2 separate regions of the Homo sapiens genome follow, and region 1 is linked to region 2. A link is a loop called in an ENCODE intact Hi-C map of the cell type or tissue named here. Cell type or tissue: CD14-positive monocyte. All regions are shown on one strand. Each heading gives the region's core, and the rest is flanking DNA. Links, peaks and the distances in the headings are about the cores only.

Evidence for each region. Peaks named below come from ENCODE experiments on the same cell type or tissue, not always from the same donor. Only the 100,000 strongest peaks of a DNase experiment are listed, where the experiment ranks them.
Region 1: a loop joins it to region 2, with 3 times the contacts of the local background. A loop is called at or near these places in 37 of 110 quality-filtered maps.

The regions. Positions count from the first base shown.
Region 1 is chr1:157,930,824-157,933,743 of GRCh38, forward strand. The region is part of intron 2 of LOC105371458 (a long non-coding RNA gene); the gene reads left to right. Among named protein-coding and RNA genes, the nearest start is that of KIRREL1, 61 kb to the right of the region's middle. In CD14-positive monocyte, for the core only: no CTCF peak of the experiment used is centred there; a DNase peak (open chromatin) is centred at 1,448.
Region 2 is chr1:157,578,859-157,581,778 of GRCh38, forward strand. FCRL4 (Fc receptor like 4) reads right to left here. Exons shown (of 12, transcript NM_031282.3): 7 at 2,673-2,786; 8 at 1,463-1,490. Among named protein-coding and RNA genes, the nearest start is that of FCRL4, 18 kb to the right of the region's middle. In CD14-positive monocyte, for the core only: CTCF peaks have their summits at 1,527 (motif pointing right) and 1,732; a DNase peak (open chromatin) is centred at 1,533; H3K27me3 peaks cover 1,438 bases.

The sequences.
Region 1 (2,920 bases), core at 115-2,614, 350 kb after region 2:
ACACACTCATAAAGACCTCTTGTGGAGCAAAGTCTGGGAAGAAGTCCCTGGGCTGCTTTGGGATGGTCCGGATGAGGGGATCCAGTCTGAGGCTTGGGGCCAGGATCCATCCTTAATCTGGGCCTCTCTTCTCCTGGGAGATCTTATAAGCTTGCCTGAACAGTACTTTACTGGGTCTCCCCACCTTACCACCTCTCCCCCTTTTCTCTATAGCATTCTTGCTTAATACTCTTTGAAGATCTGGAGACTGGGGATCAGCAGGCCCATATCCTCACTGGCCTCACAGGCCTGGAGAGCACCACAACCCCAGATGGACTTTAAGACTTTACTTGTGGCTCCCCCATCCCCTCTGCAGGACTGTAAACACCACTCTCCTGAGCCAGTCTCAGCCCCACCTGCATTAAGGGAAAAACCCAACTCCCAAAGAAGCTGAGCTTAGTGAAATTGTCCCCCACATTGGCATCTTGGCCAAGCAGGCTTTTCTAGTCTTTTCCAGAAGTGCCTGGCTGGGAATCTCAGTTACTGTCTCCTTGGCAGCCTGAGATGGAACAAGCAAGAAATAACCTGAAATGGGCCCTACATCTGGTAGAAATGTGGACATATAAAACAGACAAAATTAAAGAAAATATGGGTATTTAATCTCCTTTCTTTTTTTTTTTTTTTTTTTTTTTGAGACGGAGTCTCGCTATGTTGCCCAGGCTGGAGTGCAGTGTCGCAATCTTGGCTCACTGCAAGCTCCGCCTCCTGGGTTCACACCATTCTCCTGCCTCAGCCTCCTGAGTAGCTGGGACTACAGGCGCCCACCACCACGCCTGGCTAACTTTTTTGTATTTTTAGTAGAGACAGGGTTTCACCATGTTAGCCAGGATGGTCTCGATCTCCTGACCTTGTGATCCACCTGCCTCGGCCTCCCAAAGTGCTGGGATTACAGGAGTGAGCCGCCATGCCCGGCCTTAATCTCCTTTCTTAATGGCTTGGAAATAAACTAGGTTTTAAAAAAGTTATTTTTTCAATTTTTTAAAAATTACAATGGTAAAACACATTGGAAAAAAAGTGGTATAGAAGAAAGAAAATAAAAGTCAGCCAAAATTCTAACACTCAGAAGTAACTGCTGTTAATGTTCTGAAACTTCCTGAAGGTCATATAAGGAATAAAAATAACACTTATATATTCTTCAGTAAAATAATATATAAGCATATATTAACACATATATTTGAATTTATTGTACCATAATCTATATATTATTTTAGTGTTTATTCAATTTAACAATGCAACATTAGCAGACATTCCATAGATATAGAAAATACATACCACATGCACATATATGTATATATGTATGTATGTGTATTTACAAAACTTCCCTCTCAAGAAGATAAATATTGATTCAAAAAGGCCCTTTACTAGCTTTGGGAGTGCAGACTTAAGGGAAGGTAGAAGCCACATGCTTCATGATGCAACACACTCTATGAGTCATCAAAACTCATTTACTGTTTAATCAGAGGTACATGTTGAATTTTTAAAACATCTTCCCAGTGTTATTTTTGTTTCCTTTTAACAATATGGTGGATTACATTAACATCTCCTAATAATAAATAATTGTTTCAACCCTACCTGGCTGTGATGTATATTAACATCCTGCTGAATTCTCTTTGGTAGTATCTTATATAAGACTTTTACACAGATATTTATTTATTTATTATACTTTAAGTTCTAGGGTACATGTGCACAACATGCAGGTTTGTTACGTATGTATACATGTGCCATGTTGGTGTGCTGCACCCATTAACTCATCATTTACATTAGGTTACACAGATATTTATAATGAGGATTTGTCTGTAGCCTTTCATTCTTTCTTTGAAAAACTTTGATATCAATGCTATATTGATTTCTTATTATGTTAAAAGAGTTCTTTATGCTTAAAAACAATTTGAATGCTACTAAATTTTATCAATTCCCTTGAAGATTTTTAAAAAGTTACCATGAGGCTGGCAGCGGTGGCTCACGTCTGTAATCCCAGCATATTGGGAGGCCGAGGTAGGCAGATCACTTCAGATCAGGCATTTGAGACCAGCCTGGCCAACATGGTGAAACCCTGTCTCTACTAAAAATACAAAAATTAGCTGAGTGTGGTGGTGGGTGCCTATAATCCCAGCTACTTGGGAAGCTGAGGCAGGAGAATTGCTTGAACCCAGGAGGCGGAGGTTGCAGTGAGCCAAGATTGCTCCACTGCACTCCAGCCTGGGTGACAGAGTGAGACTCTGTCTCAAAAAAAAAAAAAAAGTTAGTATGGAATCATCTGCCCTGATATGTTTAGAGGTGTGGCTCCCTAACAGTGCTTCAATTTTTTTCATGACTATTATTCTTTTTATTTAACTGTCTCTTCTTACATAAAATTTAGTAATTTATATTTTTCTAGAAAAGTATCCATTCAATGTAGGTGTTCAGATGTATATTTATTCATTGCCACTCCTTTCTTGATTAGGCTATTCAGTGGCATATCAATATGCTTTTCATGGAAAAGCTTTTGAGTTTATTCATATTCCTTATTGTGAGGGTTTTTTTTATTTTACTCATAATGTCTGCCTTCATCTGAATTATTTTGTTCATATTTTTGTAAGTTCTTAAGATTAATACTGGGTTCATTTATTTCCATTTTTTCTTGGTACTCATTCCAACTGTTTCATTAATTTTCCTGAGAACATATTTTAGTCATATCCTTCAGGTTTGGATATGTAGTGTTTTGGTTATTACTATTTTCAGTCTGCAACATCAATTTTATTTTCTTCTTTGATCTCAAAGTTGATTTAAAGGGTATTTTTTATTTTTTATTTTATTTGGTTTTTTTTCTTAACTTTTATTTTAAGTTCAGGGGTATATGTGCAGGTTTGTTATATAGGTAAACTTGTGTCATGGGTGTTTA
Region 2 (2,920 bases), core at 269-2,768:
GACACAGAAACACATAATAATCCCTGGAACACTGTAACATGCGGGAGAGTGAGATACCCAGGGAGAGCGGCAGAGGAGAAAGAGGATTTGGAGAAAGTCAGCAGCCAGTAGGGAACTGGAAAGCCTGAATGGTTTAATCAGAGTTTCAATAGGTCTATATAGAGTGAGACTGTTCTTTTTAAAAAAACCCTGGAGCTGTGGTATGGACAGGCTGCCTGGAAACAAGGTTAGGGAGTCTCTGACATCATCGTAACAATCATCGTCTCATAGTCAGAATGATTACTCTTGTTTGGTTAAAAAATACTGGCTTTCCAGCCTGGGCAACATAGTGAGACCTTGTCTCTACACAGAATAAAATAAAGTTGGCCAGGCATGGTGACATGCACCTGTAGTCCTAGATACTTGGGAGGCTGAGGTGGGAGGATTGCTTAAGCCTGGCAGGTCAAGACTGCAGGAAACTGAGATGATGCCATTGCACTCCAGCCTGGGTGACAGAGCCAGATCCTGTCTCAAATATATACATAATGGCTTCTTCATCATCAGGAAGTAGTGATTAAATGTCTTTACTTTACTGTTGGCCTGGTGCAGTGGCTCACACCTGTAATCCCAGCACTTTGGGAGGCCGAGGCGGGCAGATCACTTGAAGCCAGGAGTTTGAGACCAGCCCAGCCAACATTGTGAAACCTGGTCTCTACTAAAAATACAAAAATTAGCTAGATGTGGTGGCTCATGCCTGTAATCCCAGCTACTTTGGAAGCTGAGGCACAAGACTCACTTGAACCTGGGAGGCGGAGGTTGCCATGAGCTAAGATCGTGCCACTGCACTCCAGCCTGGGTGACAATACATACATACATACATACATACATACATACATACATACATACATACATAAAATGTCTTTACATTGTAATGTCTGTACAATCCAAGAAGGAATTAGACATAATCCACACTCTTATTCCTTACCTAAGACTGAGACACTGACATAGAAGGAGGAAGATGACAGTATTTTCCAAATGGAAGTTAAGCACATAACGTTTAATGAGTATATATGCGTGTATGGTGCAAAAAGAAGATTATTAGAAACATAGAGTTCTCTGGAAAACCTAGAACATTTGTAGAAAATCTAGACTCTAGTCATTGTATGCATAATTATAGTAACACATTGTCTAACTTAATTATAGTACAAGAAATATTCTGTACTTTATAACCTTTGGTATTATCCATTTAGATGAGTAGGTTAAGATCAAATAAGAAATCTATTATTTTGCATGTATTGCAAACTATTAGCTGACAAGCAAAGTTCTAGGAAGCTTCATTTTTGACAAATTCATGGAGTGTGAAAATGGAAGTATCTAGCCACAGGGCCAAAGAGGTATAACTTGACCTAATTTCATAACCCCACAGTTTTGCATATTGTGTACTCGGGAAACTAAAAAGGAATGGCAGAAACTGAGGTCTCACCTGGTTTCGTCTCCCAAGAAACCAACTCCTGCAAAATAAAGCAAAGACGCATTTTTGTCAGCAGAGGGAGCTCTTTCTCAATGACTTCATGTAACAGGAGCTATCTAAGAGAGGTAATCAAGACAGTCAATTCAAACACCTGCCCAGTCCTGGGTTTTCATGAAAATGAGGTGAAAAAAAGATTGTACAAAGCATATAACTTTTTGAGGCCAGGACTGCACACTCCTGAGTTAAGTATGTAATTGTCTGAGAATTTATTAAGACTCAAGTCTGTGTTGAAATCCCTCAGGAAACATTACATATAACAAAAGTGTCACTTGGAGAGTAGTGAGCTGTGGGTGAACTTCGAGGAACATCTGTGGCCATGCCCAGAGGAGCACTGGGCTCTGACTCAGCCCCACTAAGGAGAATTGGTCAGAGGTCCAAAGCTCCCTACCTCCAGTTCAATGCAGGACACACAGAAGGTGCTGTCAGGAATCTGGAAAGTTGAATTGAATTAAGAGACAGAGTTGAAGGATGTGGGTAATTATTCTAGAGCTGAAAAAGGTTCTGCTCCTGTCTTCTACACCAGGTTTCTTGGCATCTAAAGCCAGCCTGAGGTGGGCTGAGGCAAGAAGTCTTTGGAAGCACGCAGCAAACAGTGCCTGGGACAGACCATCTCCAAGAGGCAGGGGAGGCTGACCTGAGGAGAGAGGGGCCACTGGAGCACCAGATGGCAGGCTCAAGCCTGCTCAGAAAAGCCCCTGAAAAGCCAGACCCAGAAAAGCCCCTGAGGGGACAGAAGGATAAAATTAGCCAGCTCTTATTCTCAATCATTTCTGCAGAGCCTTTAGTTCATTCTGAATCTCCATTTATGGTGGATTTAGGATAGGCTGAAGTATCTAACTGGCCAGTCTATATGAACCAAAGAAACTGCCTAAGTAAACTGTTCAGATAAAGTTTTTGGAACTTTACATTAAAAATTTCACTCTTCCTCCCCTTCACTGAGACTTAGCCAATCAGACTAGATATGAGCAGCTCTCATTCATGGCTTCTGTTTGCAAAACTGCCCCTTAAGGAAGGGACGGACGTGAGTGTGTGTGAACGCTGGGAGTGGAGACTTGGGAGTGGAGACTTGGGAGTGGTGGCCTGGTGGCCACTAAGGCTGTCTGCATGCTGAGTTCAGGGGAAGGAACAGGGCAGGAACTGTGGCAAAGAAAAGAGCACAAACCTGACTTCCTCCGACGCCAGCAGTGAAACAGCAGGGCCACAGCCAGGAGAAGAGCACTGAGCAGCCCTCCAGTGGCTCCCGCGGCGACAAGGCCATCTCTGTTGCCTGGGGTCTCTAAGGGGAAAGGACCTGTGTGAATCTCAGTGGAGAGGTTCAGGGTTTGGGATTGCCTTTTCCTCAGCTTGGTTGGGTAACGAGCCCTGGAAGAGAGAAAAATCTAAAGGACTAGGTCTCATAAAGACATCTTG